5 separate regions of the Homo sapiens genome follow, and all the other regions are linked to region 3. A link is a contact called in ENCODE Hi-C or POLR2A ChIA-PET data. All regions are on one chromosome and are shown on one strand. Each heading gives the region's core, a stretch centred on a gene start or an enhancer-like site at or near the end of the contact. The rest is flanking DNA. Distances are from core to core; before and after follow the strand shown.

Region 1 (2,700 bases), core at 71-2,570, 1.1 Mb before region 3:
AAAGTCAGTTTTTCATGTATGTAGTAGGTATTGTCTAGTCACATACAAACAGTTGGAACAGCCCAGAAAAGGGAGAGAGTGTCATGCAGTCTTAAGAGACAGAGGTCGGTGCTCAAGCCTCATCCAGGGTCAGAAGTTGGTCTTTATAGGAGGGATCCCTAAATGCCACAAAGCCAGGATCTGTTCTCTAGTTATTTAATTAACCTAAGTTAAATTTCTTGGATGAGGGGTAGGGATGGGGTGACTGCAGTTTAGATTAATTCTGCAGAATGCACTTGAGTGGGTATTGAAAAAACCAGTTTTTCCATATGCAGATTTCCAGTTAATCTACTAGTCATAAGCTAATGGATCCTGCCATTTTTCATATCTGACATTTCTATGTCCTATGACGGTTTCACAGGTAGCTAGGCTCTCCTCCATTATTTCCCTCTGTATGGTGTTGGCTGCATTTTTCTCTGATTTTACTTCTTCATCAATGATCACATCTCCATCTACTCTCCATTTTCCAGGAATTAGTTGAAATTTTTCATCAACTAATAGGACCCTGAGCCTTTGTGTTATTGTTTTAGACTAACAAATTTTTATTCACTTAATTCAATTTTAGTGGAATTTTAGAAGAAATAGGAGATAAAATCTATGTTTGCTATGTTGTATTCGATAGTAAATTTCTGAACACCTCATTTTAAAATTAGATTTTTTTCTTTTATGTCATTACCTTGAATTATTTTAACAGAGTTATTTCTGTTTCTTAAATATATATTTTTTAGTTCAGAAGTCCTCTGCATAATTCATGTTTTACCTCAGTTTAATGTTAATATTATAAAGCATACAGGAAAGCAAATAGCTTTCAGAATTTTTAAGGTATTATCTAGACAATACAATGCATTTAGAGAGGAGGATAAAAGACATAGGGCCCCTTTCTGTAACTTTCGTAATAAAATCCCTTCTTTTTCTTGTTCTGTTTCCCAAATAGCTATCCTACTTTGGAGAAGATGCTGGAAATTCAGAGTTTCCGCCAGAGAATATATGCCTGAACTAAAAGAGGAAGTGGTCTATAGGAGAAAATGGTGAGATATCTTCTGTGGTATTAATAAAAGTTAAAAGCATTTCAAGTTTAGGCAGAAAACTAACTGAAAAACGAGAACCTACTGTATGGTTAGTAATTTCTTCCATGTCATACAAGTATTCGAGAAATCTGCTACCTTGATTAGTAAGACTGAACACATTGGTTTTGTCATTTATTCATGGAGGAAGTCCACCACCCACTTGGGGAGCAGAAGGAAATTTGCCATCTCAATTTACTTATCAGAAGTTTCTTTGCAGAAATATGATTGTCCCTTCAGTGGGACATCATTTGTGGTCTTCTCTCTCTTTTTGATCTGTGCAATGGCTGGAGATGTAGTCTACGCTGACATCAAAACTGTTCGGACTTCCCCGTTAGAACTCGCGTTTCCACTTCAGAGATCTGGTAAGCTGGATTTAGGGTGCCTTTGAGAATTAAGATTTTACTAGTTATCTCCTTTATTTCTTTCTTATGTATCTAATTGCCAAACTGAAAAGAGGAGATTGGATTCAAAGCAAAATTCATTGAATGCTAAGAATAAGAGCGAATGTTTTTAATGAAGCAAAATGTCTGTTCATAAAATAAATTGCCACTTTGGTTTTAATATGTAGAACTTTGCTTCTGTTTTCATAGCCTTTCTATTTCTTGATTTCTCGTGATGAATGTTTATATTCACACAGCAACTTCTAGCGGGATCACGCCTTTCTGCTCCACAGCTTTGCTCACTCTCAATCAAATCTGACCTTTTAACATAATGTGATAAATTCATCTCCACTGGGAAAAATACCTGTGGCAATTTACTCATATTGTTATTTATTCTTTTACAATATCAATAGGATAAAAATGTAAACTTAAGAAAACATGAAACGTTAGATTTAATTTTATAAAGTCTAGAATTAATGACTAGGTAATTGAATATTTCTGGAATCAGAGGCGATAAGCATATGCCTAAACTTAACATGGTGCCTTCATCACCAAACCCCCTCAAAAATTATAGATTTTCATAGCCAGTGTCTTTTCTATTCTTTGAAGTATTAAGGAAATTTCTCTGTCTTGTTACATTTCCATTCTCTGCTCTAGGGTAAGAATTTTTGTAGCATAGAGTTTATGTAGGTGTTTTAAATAATTTAAAGTTCCTCCTTTGTATTTGCCCTTGTGGAATGAATCTGCTACTTTGTTCGTATTTCCAAGGAATGTATTTCTTCTTTATATTTTCAAAAGTTTATAGTTATCAAAGGAATCTAGTGTGTGTCCTTTTCTGGTTGTAAAAGCATCTTGTTTCTTATTTTAAACCTTACCTCTCTATTTTACCCAGCAGAGGCTAACTTGCTTTCTTTTCTTCCAGCTTAGGCACTTTCACTTCCTATGAAATAGTGAAACATAATTTGAAAAATAACATGGACTAGAACTGCACTGTCATTCCCCTATGCTTCAAAAATGTCCTGTAGTTAGTTTCTTTTTCTAGAGGTTATTTTACTCAGTTTAAGCAACAAAACCAATATTTTTGATTCCGCATTCCAGGGTTTAATTGCCTTTCTGTCTATGGTTTGAACTTTTATAAATAAAACCTTATTCTTTTCCCAGTTTAGGGATGTGGGGCAACATCTTTTAATGTGATCTAGTTCAATCTTAGAATG
Region 2 (2,700 bases), core at 47-2,546, 1.1 Mb before region 3:
CCAGTCTGTGCTTCCCGTGAAAAAAGAAGCATAGCCATAGGTGATTAGAAAGATAATGAATGGCCTCCTGAAAAAATCATACAATACTATGGACCCACCACTTATGCACAAGATGGCTCATGAAGATATCAAACCCCCATCTACATGCTCAACCGAATCATACAGTTACAAGCTGTTTTAGAAATTATTACTAATAAAACCAGTTGAGCTTTGACTGTTTTTGCCTGGCAAGAGACTCTTATGAAGAAATGCTATCTATCAAATAGATTGGCTCTCGACTACTTGCTAGCAGCTAAAAGAGAGGTCTATAAGAAATTTAACCTTACTAATTACTGTCTACACATAGATAATCAAAGGCAAGTAGTTAAAGACATAGTTAAAGATATAACAAAACTGGCACATGTACCCGTGCAAGTGTGGCACGGACTCAATCCAAGAGCCATGTTTGGAAATTGGTTCCCAGCAATAAGAAGATTTAAAACTCTTCCAATAAGAGTAATAATAGTAATAGGAACTTGCTTACTGCTCCCTTGTCTGACACCTGTATTTCTCCAAATGGTAAAAAACTTTGTCGCTACCTTAGTTCACCAAAATGCTTCAGCACAAGCATACTATATAAATCACTATCGATCTATTGCACAAAAAGACATAAGTAGCAAAAATAAGAGTGAGAACTTCCCCTAATAAAAAGTGAGAGTCTCAAATGGGGGAAATGAGGGAAGAGAGAGACCCTCTCATATTGTTTTATATTGTTTTATACTCAGTACCTGTTTTAAGAAAAAAACAACAAGAAAGTAAAACCAAAGACAGGCAGCCCAGCACCAGGCCCGAAACCAGGCCTGGGCCTGCCTGGCCTAAACCAGATTTCATTTGTAGATTGCATTGTTCATGCTTGGCTAAAGCAGAACAGTATTATGGTGCAACAGGCACTAAAAAGAACTATAGGAAGATGTGAGTTTGGAGGAGTACATGGGAGCCTCATCATATAGTAACTTGTGAACCACAGGGAAACCTTCACGTTTTACTGAGTGAGATAGGTAGTTGAAAATTAGTTAAAAATCAACTCATAACTTAGAAACCGATGTTATTCATAGATTCCAGACATTGTATAGAAGAACATTGTGAAACTCCCTGCCCTGTTCTGTTTCTCTCTGACCACCGGTGCATGCAGTCCCTATCATGTACCACCTGCTTGCTCAAATCAATCACGACCCTTTCATGTGAAATCTTTAGTGTTGTGAGCCCTTAAAAGGAACAGAAATTGTGCATTCGGGGAGCTCAGATTTTGAGGCAGTAGCTTGCCGATGCTCCCAGATGAATAAAGTCCTTCCTTCTCCAACTTGGTGTCTGAGAGGTTTTGTCTGCGGCTCATCCTGCTACAATATAGTTTTTGTTTCTCATATAGTTATTAATTTGTCTAAACATTTCAATAGATGGCAGGGTCCTTTTTAGTCTTCTGATTCTGGGTTTTATTAATAGTTGTACTTACATAAAAAAGCTTTATGTAATTCTATCAATCGATTAAAAAAAGAAGTTGGCAAAATTCAGCAAACATTTATGATTAAAACTCTTGGAAGCCTAGGAATAAAAGAGAAATTACCTTAATTTGTTAAAGACTATCTGTAATAAACTACAGATAACCTCATATTTAATGGGGAAAGATTTGAATGCTTTCTCCCTAAGATTAGAAAAAAGGCAAGGTGGCCACTCTTGCCACTTTTATTGAATATCACAATAGAAGTTTTATTTAGTGCAATAAAACATGAAAAATAAATAAAAGGCATACGGATTGTAAAGAAAGAAATAAAAAGATTTCATTTGTAGATTGCATTGTTCATGCTTGGCTAAAGCAGAACAGTATTATGGTGCAACAGGCACTAAAAAGAACTATAGGAAGATGTGAGTTTGGAGGAGTACATGGGAGCCTCATCATATAGTAACTTGTGAACCACAGGGAAACCTTCACGTTTTACTGAGTGAGATAGGTAGTTGAAAATTTGCCATAAAGACTTACATCGTTAGACTTACATTTTTATAAATTCATTCTAAATAATGTGTGCAGAATAGACTATGGGGATGAGGAGACAAGTACAAGGACACTGGTCAAGAGCCTATCACAATAATCAGGTGAGAAATGAAAATGGCTTAGTTTGGGTTGGCAGCTATTTTTAAGGTAGATATATCTTTACCTTAAAAGTAAGCTATAGGGTCTTGCTATGTTGCCCAAGCTGGTCTTAAACTGGCCTCAAAAGGTAGAGAATATCTGGATATACTCTAAATTTATCTAGATGTATTGGATAGGTAATATGAAATGAAAATCAACTAGTAAGATGTATTCGATAATGATAATACTGAGGGAGAAGCTTGCATGAAGTAAAGACTAGGCTTTCAGCTTGAGTCATGTTAAGTGTAAAGTGCCTATTAACTATCATTGTAGGAATGTCAGGAATCCAGTTAGATACTTTAGGCTGGAAGTCAGGGGAGAGGCTAGGTCTAGAGAAATAAATGTGATTGTAAGCAGCCCATAGATGAGACCAGAAGACATTGCCTAGGAAGTAAGCACAGATAAGAAGAGGTACAAGGACTGGGGTATTCCAAACTTTAGGGGGTGGAAAAAGGAAAAGGAACCACAAAAGAAAGCTGAGAAGGACCACTGCAAAAAAAAAAAATAATAATAATCTGGGGTGGGGAGAGGGTTTC
Region 3 (2,754 bases), core at 127-2,626:
GTTTCAAGAAGTGGTCTGATAGATTTGCCTGTGTCCCCACCCAAATCTCATCTTGAATTGTAGTTCCCACAATTCCCACATGTCATGGGAGGGACCCAGTGGGAGGTAGTTGAACAATGGGGGTGGGTCTTTCCCATGCTGTTCTCATGATAGTGAATAAGTCTCACAAGATCTGATGGTTTTATAAAGGGATTTCCCCCTGCGTGAGCTCTCTCTTGCCTACCACCATGTAAGATGTCCCTTGCTCTTCTGCCATGATTGTGAGGCCTCCCCAGCCATGTGGAACTGTGAGTCAACTAAACCTCTTTCCTTTATAAATTACCCAGTCTCAGGCATGTCTTTATTAGCAGTGTGAGAACAGACGAATACATGGTCCAAGCTAGGGCTATTGATTTGAAAATCATCAAGGTATAGATGGTATCAAAGGCTTGAGGCAGGAAGAGAGCAGAGACCCTAGCTGCATTGCTTAGCATTGCATCCCTAGCACCTGGCATAGTTTCCATTAACAGTAGGCATGAAGTATCTACTCAGTGAATAAATAGAATGCATATGGGCTACAGTAGGAGAGAGAAATAAAATCTTTAATAGACCAAGTTCTATGAGAGCACAAAATTAAAGTCTTTTATTTGAAGATCTTAGCCTGTTTTCCAAATTCAGTGCAGCCAGTTAGACACTGAATCTGTCTGGTGAAACAAGCATTTTTGTATTTTGGGGGACTGCTGCTGCTTCTGACTCCAAATTAAGGATTTTTTTTTTTTCTAAAAAAGATGGCTCATGCAAAAATCACTCTTTGGTGTAAATATCTAGTCTTCAAGCAATTCTTGTAATGCAATCAGAAAGAAAAAAATCCATGGTTTGGGAGGCAAAATTTTTGTGTTCTAAATTCTATATAACTGAGTTCATTTGCTTAACTGCAAAGCAGGAGCTGCTAGTGCCTGTCTGTACTGAGGTTCAGAGAGACTGTGGGAATATGGGGGAATTAGAGGCTATCTGAGGCTCTTCAACACAATAACCCAAGAAGCTATTTAAATGCTCTTTAAGGTATTTACATAAATATTACTATTCTCATTGTGCTTTTATTTTGTGTTATCATGATTATAATTGAAGTGTCTACTGTTACTGCCTCCTGATCTTTGCTAGCTATGGAGCATGGACTGGGCTTTTAGAGCAGCAGCCCCAAAGGAACCTAAACATTAAAGCAGAGCTGCCCTCAATGGTTTAACCTGTGTGACTCTGCCTATGACAGCCCCACCCACCCATCTTCACTGGATCCAAATCAGGAGCAAGGCCGTTGGGGTACCTGGTGGGGGTGATGCTGTCAGGGGAGGAGCCCAAAAGGGCAAGCTCAAATTTGAATGTGAAGGGCCAATGCACTGTCAGACTAAGACAGAGAACCATCATTAATTGAAGTGAGATTTTTCTGGCCTGAGACTTGCAGGGAGGCAAGAAGACACTCTGGACACCACTATGGACAGGTAAAGAGGCAGTCTTCTCGTGGGTGATTGCACTGGCCTTCCTCTCAGAGCAAATCTGAGTAATGAGACTGGTAGCTATCCCTTTCTCTCATGTAACTGTCTGACTGATAAGATCAGCTTGATCAATATGCATATATATTTTTTGATCTGTCTCCTTTTCTTCTATTCAGATCTTATACGCTGTCAGCCCAATTCTTTCTGTTTCAGACTTCTCTTGATTTCCCTCTTTTTCATGTGGCAAAAGAAGTAGTGCGTACAATGTACTGATTCGTCCTGAGATTTGTACCATGGTTGAAACTAATTTATGGTAATAATATTAACATAGCAAATCTTTAGAGACTCAAATCATGAAAAGGTAATAGCAGTACTGTACTAAAAACGGTAGTGCTAATTTTCGTAATAATTTTGTAAATATTCAACAGTAAAACAACTTGAAGACACACTTTCCTAGGGAGGCGTTACTGAAATAATTTAGCTATAGTAAGAAAATTTGTAATTTTAGAAATGCCAAGCATTCTAAATTAATTGCTTGAAAGTCACTATGATTGTGTCCATTATAAGGAGACAAATTCATTCAAGCAAGTTATTTAATGTTAAAGGCCCAATTGTTAGGCAGTTAATGGCACTTTTACTATTAACTAATCTTTCCATTTGTTCAGACGTAGCTTAACTTACCTCTTAGGTGTGAATTTGGTTAAGGTCCTCATAATGTCTTTATGTGCAGTTTTTGATAGGTTATTGTCATAGAACTTATTCTATTCCTACATTTATGATTACTATGGATGTATGAGAATAACACCTAATCCTTATACTTTACCTCAATTTAACTCCTTTATAAAGAACTTACATTACAGAATAAAGATTTTTTAAAAATATATTTTTTTGTAGAGACAGGGTCTTAGCCCAGCCGAGGCTGGTCTCTAAGTCCTGGCCCAAGCGATCCTCCTGCCTGGGCCTCCTAAAGTGCTGGAATTATAGACATGAGCCATCACATCCAATATACAGAATAAAGATTTTTAATGGAGGATTTAATGTTCTTCAGAAAATTTTCTTGAGGTCAGACAATGTCAAATGTCTCCTCAGTTTACACTGAGATTTTGAAAACAAGTCTGAGCTATAGGTCCTTGTGAAGGGTCCATTGGAAATACTTGTTCAAAGTAAAATGGAAAGCAAAGGTAAAATCAGCAGTTGAAATTCAGAGAAAGACAGAAAAGGAGAAAAGATGAAATTCAACAGGACAGAAGGGAAATATATTATCATTAAGGAGGACAGTATCTGT
Region 4 (2,700 bases), core at 201-2,700, 1.1 Mb before region 3:
GCTTTTTTTTTCTTCTTTCTCACTGTCCGTCTGCCACATGAGCTTAAAGATGCAGCTATAATTGCAGAAGTATATGGTTCATCAGAATAAAAGGAGGCCCGCATTTCTAGCTGGAGGATGGAAAGGAGAAGCCCCTGGGAACCTGAAAGTACGGGTCAGATGGTGAAGAGGAAGAAACTTTAGAAAGAGACCCATGAACATTATTCATAAACTCCTGGATTCACCTGCCCCTCAACTTATGCATGCCTAGATATGGTTCTAATTGGCACACTAAAGATGCTAAGACCTGAACTAATGAGTAGAGCATTGCACAGTTCCCAATTTCACCCCTGGTTGATGCACATGTCTGAATAGCACTACAAAGGCTTTCAGAATGGAACTGACATTGGAACCAGATCCCACAGATTGTCTTCATCTCACCAGGGTGATTGCTTGCTAAAACAATAGTATCAATATACTCCAAAATTTAAATAAGATCCAGTCTAACTAAATATTTGTTCAAAATGTTCAAATTACAATCCAAAATTACACAGTATATGAAGAACCACGAAAATGTCAACTTCCATGGGGAAAGAAAACACAAGCCAAGGAGGACATGACAGAGATGTTGGAACTATCCGACAAACAGTTTAAAGCATTTGGTATAAAATGCTCAAAATACCCAATGAATGAAGAAATAAATGAAGTCATTTAACAACATTTAGAGTTCATCTTTTTCTGCCTCTGAATTACCTTTTCTCCAAATTGATTACCTTTTAAGTTGGGAGGAGAAAACTCCAAACTTTTAAGTCCTAAGTTATAAAACCTTGATATTCCCTAACTGTGGCAAAAGTCATTTTTTTCACTTACTAAAGCATCATATAAAGCTATATATATATATATTTCCAGTGCATCCAATGTAACATAATTCCATTAGAATGCCCTACTAAGTTTCTACTCAACCTTTGTTACTTTTTTGATTTGTAAATGTCCTTTACATACTATTTTCTACCTTTTCTCTCTTAAGAGCTTCCATGATAGGTTTTCTACCTATGTAATAATGATGGTATCTTGTATCTGAGTAACACTTTAGAGTTTGTATAGATTTTTTTTTAGTGAAATTAACTGTTATTTTCAATCCTAAACTTAACCTTATCTCATTGTCTTACATCTTTCTCTCATTGTTCCCTCTCCTTAGTTGTTAGAACTGGGAATATAAATATATGCATGTTTTACACAAATTATAAGCCAATTTATGGACTCCCACATTCCATCTCTTATCCTTGAAAACTTTTTACTAGATCAGCACCTTTCCTGTGTGAGCCCATCACTACCACTACCTTCCCATTCCAGTCCTCACACTTACTCTGTAGAGCCCAGCTTCTTACCTGGGTTTGCAGGCAATTCAGATGGTGTAATGTCTTTCTCCACATTGTTACTGTCATGCATTTTGCCTCCAGTTTCTATGAGTGATCTAAACCACAGTCTCTACGTTTTCAACCCCAAGAATGATTCAAAACAAAACAAAAAAAAAGCCCAACGACTAAAACGTGTAAGTGTGTAACCGCCCCAGTAACTCAAAATGTCAAGCCTTTAAGTTAAATATAGCTAGAGGAACAAATGAAGCATAAATTGTTTCAAAAATCAGCTCATCACAACAGAATAAACTGGTGTTTGTAAGAATTTTAAAAAGTTGAAGCTACTTCTCTAACAGTATTTTGGTTACGAAAGAAACTAATGTTTGATAACTTAAAATTTCTTTGACTATTAAAAATTATAATTGTATTTTGTGCGGTACAAAGCAATATTATGATAGAAAATAAGAATTTATTGAAAGGAAGGAGTTGGCTCTCAGAGGAAATGAATGTTAGGTAAGTAAAGACAACAGCAATTTTAATCTCAAATTAAAATTCATTCCCAAGAGTTTACGCTCATTCAAAAAATATCTTGTTTTCAATTTCTTCAAGATATTTTGGGAATTTGCTGCTATGGCTGCTACAACAACTTTTCAAAAATGGGCTTGAACGGTGTGCAGCTTCTGTGCTCCCTCTGGCATGATCCAGGAGCACAGAGGCTCTTTAGCAGCAAGAGCTTCTTGTCAGATGTGTTGATTTCTTGTATATAAATGCCAGTAAGGGCACCTTTTACTAAAATATAATTTATAGTAATGTGCACAAATCATAAGCATACAACTAAACACATTCATTAAAAATATAACATGTAACAAGTGCCTAGATGAAGTATATCTTAAAACCACGTAAAACAATACCAACACGCTATGTGCCCTACTCATGTCCTGCAACGCTCATTACCCCAAATACAATCTCTATCTTAACTCTGACAACATATTTTCCCTGCTTTTGAATTCTATACAGTAGCCCCCCTTACCTGTAAGAAATAAGTTCCAGATTGGACAGCTATTGCCTTTATCAAATAGAAATGAAGTTGCATTAGGACTGAGTTCCAGTTTCTGTAAGATTTTATATATCTTTTTCTTTACTATTTCATCATTTCTAGTTTGTCCTAGGACCTATGATAAAGCCTTCTAGTAATTCCATCTGAGAACCTGCTTTTTATCAAAGCTGCTTCTCTTTCTTGGAAGTTGAATTTGGTTTTGTCTCCTGAACAACATGTGATTGCCAAAAGTTCAAGTCTGTTTTTCACATAGTTCTTCCTAACCTCCTTTCCTGTGAAATTTAATAATTTGAAAATTGCTTGAGA
Region 5 (2,700 bases), core at 201-2,700, 1.7 Mb after region 3:
CACAGGAAGGAAATGCCTGGAGTATTACTCTGTGCCCGGGACAGCGTGAGACACTTTACACAGGTGAACACTTCACATCGTGCTCTCAATGATCTCTGTTTGGGCCGGAGACCTATTTGACCCCACAGGACAGACCCATCCCCACGGGGCGGCTGGGACAAGGCATCAAGTGTCTTGGCAAGCATTCATCCCCATCTTCACCCCAGTGTCAGCTCCTCACTGTCCTAACATGTGCTGGGGTGAGGGGCAGACGGAGGAAGGCAGGCTCGATTCCAGAGGAAGAAGAGCTTTCTAACAACAGAGCTGGCCTGCACGACATGCTGGCCACCAGCAGTGGCCTCCCTGTCTCCAGTGGGACCTGGGTTGCAGCGGCCAGGGCTCCCGGAGTAGGGCGAGGCAGCTTTCTGTGGCTTCCTCGGGGTTAGGTGGAAAGGGTGGTAGGTTAGGCTCTGAGACACCAGGTCCCAGGACAGCAGGGAGGAGGGACATTGAGAGCCCCAGCTGGTGCAGGGAGGGGAGGGGATGGAGGGTAGGCAGCGCCGGCTGCCAGTCTCCCTGCCTCCCTGGCTGTTCAGGGTGGGAGCCGGCTCATCCCTGCTTGGGAATGGCGGGGGTGCGGAGCCCTCACCTCTCACTAGTGGGATCGGAGCAGTTCAGCGGGTACTTGAGGTGGATGATGGTGCCGTCGCGGTCCTGCAGGACACCCTGCTGCTGAGTGTAGTACTCCACCAGCTCTGTCAGAGTCGCAAACTTCTCCCCTCCATACAGGTCATAGAAATCCCCTGAGTTCTGGATCCGAATATGGGTCACCTGATCCCCCACCCTGCAGGGCACCAGGCGGTGAGGCCAGTCGGTGCAGGAGTAGAGGCAGGAGGGCAGGGATCGGCTGAGGTCCTGGGTGGGGGCACACATGGGCATGGGTGGGCACAGACAGGGATGGGGAGTGTGGGGGTTGGGGGCAAGGGAACAGACGGGGAGTCAGCACTGCCACGGGGAACCAGGAATGAGTGGTTCAGGGCCTGGATGGCACAAGAGAGTGGCCAAAATGCCCGGGGTTGCGGGGGGCCCACCTACCTGACGGAGAGCGAGAAGTCACCCTGGTTCTTGCGACTGGGCCGAGCCAGGAAGCTACCGTGGACACCTCGGCCCTTGAGCAGGGTCTCTGCATCCAGCCCACTGAGGTCTCGGTGAAACCACCTGGGCGGCCCAGGCAGGGCAGTGAGGAGGGGTCCCGTGGGCACCAGGCACCCTTGCCTCCTGTCTACCGTGGGTGGCAGGCCCTTACCTCACCATCCTGGGGGCTTCCGGAGAGGAAGGGGGCGCAGGGAATGAGGAGGTGCAGCTAGTCTGGGCAGGCAGAGAGCTCAGGGACTAAGCCTCAGATGCAGCTCCCAGTGCCGGGCCGCCTCACCACCCCCGGTGGTCCCAGTTCTGGGGCTGCCACTCCACTGGCCTGGGGCAGCCGGCAGGGCGGGGACAGGAAGAGGCGCGGCCGACCCCTTGGGGGAACTCACTTGTACTTCTCGTTTTAGAGCACAGCAAGGGAAGAGAAGCAGAGCAGGGTGGCACTGGGGGTGGGGACGGGGCCCACTTCCCACACGTCTGCAATCAAAGGCTCAGGAGCATGGCATTGCACATATGTGACAACACATGCAGTAAGGACACATGTGTGCCTTGCACACTCCAGGCCCAGATAATACTTCACGCATGCGAACCCAGACGGTCCCACGGCATCTCTCCCTCCTCCACCAGCTGCTTTTACGCAGCCCTCCCTGGCCCACGCTAATAACAATGATGGCGGTGACAACTGTCATCGAGTGAGTCCTGCTGGATGCCGGGCGCTGTGCTATAATGGCGTTCACATGCCTTGTCTGATTGGTTTCTCACCACAGCCCTATGAAACAGGGGCTATCTTTATCATTTTACAGACAAGGAACCTGAGGCTCAGGGAGTTTAAGGCATTGCCTGAGTCCATCAGTGAGTCAGCTGCAGTGCCAGGATTCAAACCCAGACAGTCCGGTTCCAAAGCCAGTGCTTTGAACTCCTATACACCAGCCCTCAGGGCTTCAAAGAACAGAGATTAAGAGCCTCCTTGTCCAAAGGGGCTGCCATGGGAGCAGGAGACTAATAGTTAAGACCTTGCCAATGCTTGCAAGAGAGAAGGGTGCCCTCCTCTAACCAACATATGCAGTTTGTCCATGCCACTGTGGCAGAGGGATGGACAACATGACCCTGAGCAGCCCTGTCAACATGGGTCCTTTCTAATTCTTGTCCCTAGGCCTCTGCCCTGCCCCAGCACTCCCACCAGGGGGCCTATCTCCTGGGGGGCTGGGGGACAAGGTCCTCACCATGGCTGATTTTCTCAGGGCTGGTTGATCTTAGAGGCCCTAAACACTAAGGTATATGATGCTGCCTACCTGTAATTCCAAATACAAACATCAACACCGCCAAACCAAAACGAGGAAAAGCAGCTCAACAGGGGATACATAAGAAACACATATTGGTGGCTTCCCCTAGGGAGGGAAACTGGGTGGCTGGAGGACAGGGCTGGGGGAGACACTTGGTTCTCTACATACCTTTTTGAATGTTATATGATGGGCATGCATTACCTTTATAAAAATAAATATGCTAACTGGGAACAATTTCTGGGAAACTTTTAGGGTACAGGGAAGGCTCTTTGTCTCTATCTGGATGCTGTTT

What was found. A loop is a pair of places that touch in the nucleus more often than their neighbours do. ChIA-PET counts read pairs that join two places held with the same protein, here RNA polymerase II (POLR2A). Pooled maps may share reads with other maps.
Region 1: a pooled map shows a loop between it and region 3 (3-fold over the local background). The contact joins the promoter of CLECL1 here to the promoter of AICDA in region 3. A Hi-C loop is called at or near these places in 6 of 37 single-sample maps with no recorded cell type and 4 of 50 pooled maps. POLR2A ChIA-PET finds 5 or more read pairs at or near these places in 1 of 52 experiments (OCI-LY7).
Region 2: a pooled map shows a loop between it and region 3 (12-fold over the local background). The contact joins the enhancer-like site here to the promoter of AICDA in region 3. A Hi-C loop is called at or near these places in 8 of 37 single-sample maps with no recorded cell type and 3 of 50 pooled maps. POLR2A ChIA-PET finds 5 or more read pairs at or near these places in 1 of 52 experiments (OCI-LY7).
Region 4: a map with no recorded cell type shows a loop between it and region 3 (11-fold over the local background). The contact joins the promoter of CLEC2D here to the promoter of AICDA in region 3. A Hi-C loop is called at or near these places in 13 of 37 single-sample maps with no recorded cell type and 4 of 50 pooled maps.
Region 5: a map with no recorded cell type shows a loop between it and region 3 (6-fold over the local background). The contact joins the promoter of PTPN6 here to the promoter of AICDA in region 3. A Hi-C loop is called at or near these places in 2 of 37 single-sample maps with no recorded cell type and 2 of 50 pooled maps.

Annotation. Positions count from the first base shown.
Region 1 is chr12:9,731,717-9,734,416 of GRCh38, reverse strand. CLECL1 (C-type lectin like 1) reads left to right here and starts at 1,320. Exons shown (of 2, transcript NM_001441815.1): 1 at 1,320-1,468. The coding sequence starts at 1,387.
Region 2 is chr12:9,711,612-9,714,311 of GRCh38, reverse strand. It overlaps a transcript of CLECL1 not described here. Among named protein-coding and RNA genes, the nearest start is that of LINC02390, 9.6 kb to the right of the region's middle. RefSeq lists enhancers at 763-812, 863-912, 923-1,092. Within about 2 kb of position 1,296, at least 2 of the 41 ENCODE cell types and tissues checked have a DNase peak (open chromatin) inside an H3K27ac peak, as active enhancers do; they include OCI-LY7, where a contact is called at or near this core.
Region 3 is chr12:8,611,481-8,614,234 of GRCh38, reverse strand. AICDA (activation induced cytidine deaminase) reads left to right here and starts at 1,376. Exons shown (of 5, transcript NM_020661.4): 1 at 1,376-1,475. The coding sequence starts at 1,468.
Region 4 is chr12:9,668,463-9,671,162 of GRCh38, reverse strand. CLEC2D (C-type lectin domain family 2 member D) reads right to left here and starts at 1,450. Exons shown (of 5, transcript NM_013269.6): 1 at 1,368-1,450. The coding sequence starts at 1,428.
Region 5 is chr12:6,950,106-6,952,805 of GRCh38, reverse strand. It overlaps PTPN6 (protein tyrosine phosphatase non-receptor type 6), which reads right to left and starts at 1,450. Exons shown (of 16, transcript NM_002831.6): 1 at 1,286-1,450; 2 at 1,075-1,197; 3 at 629-823. The coding sequence starts at 1,293. RefSeq lists enhancers at 1-282, 283-1,216, 1,217-2,152.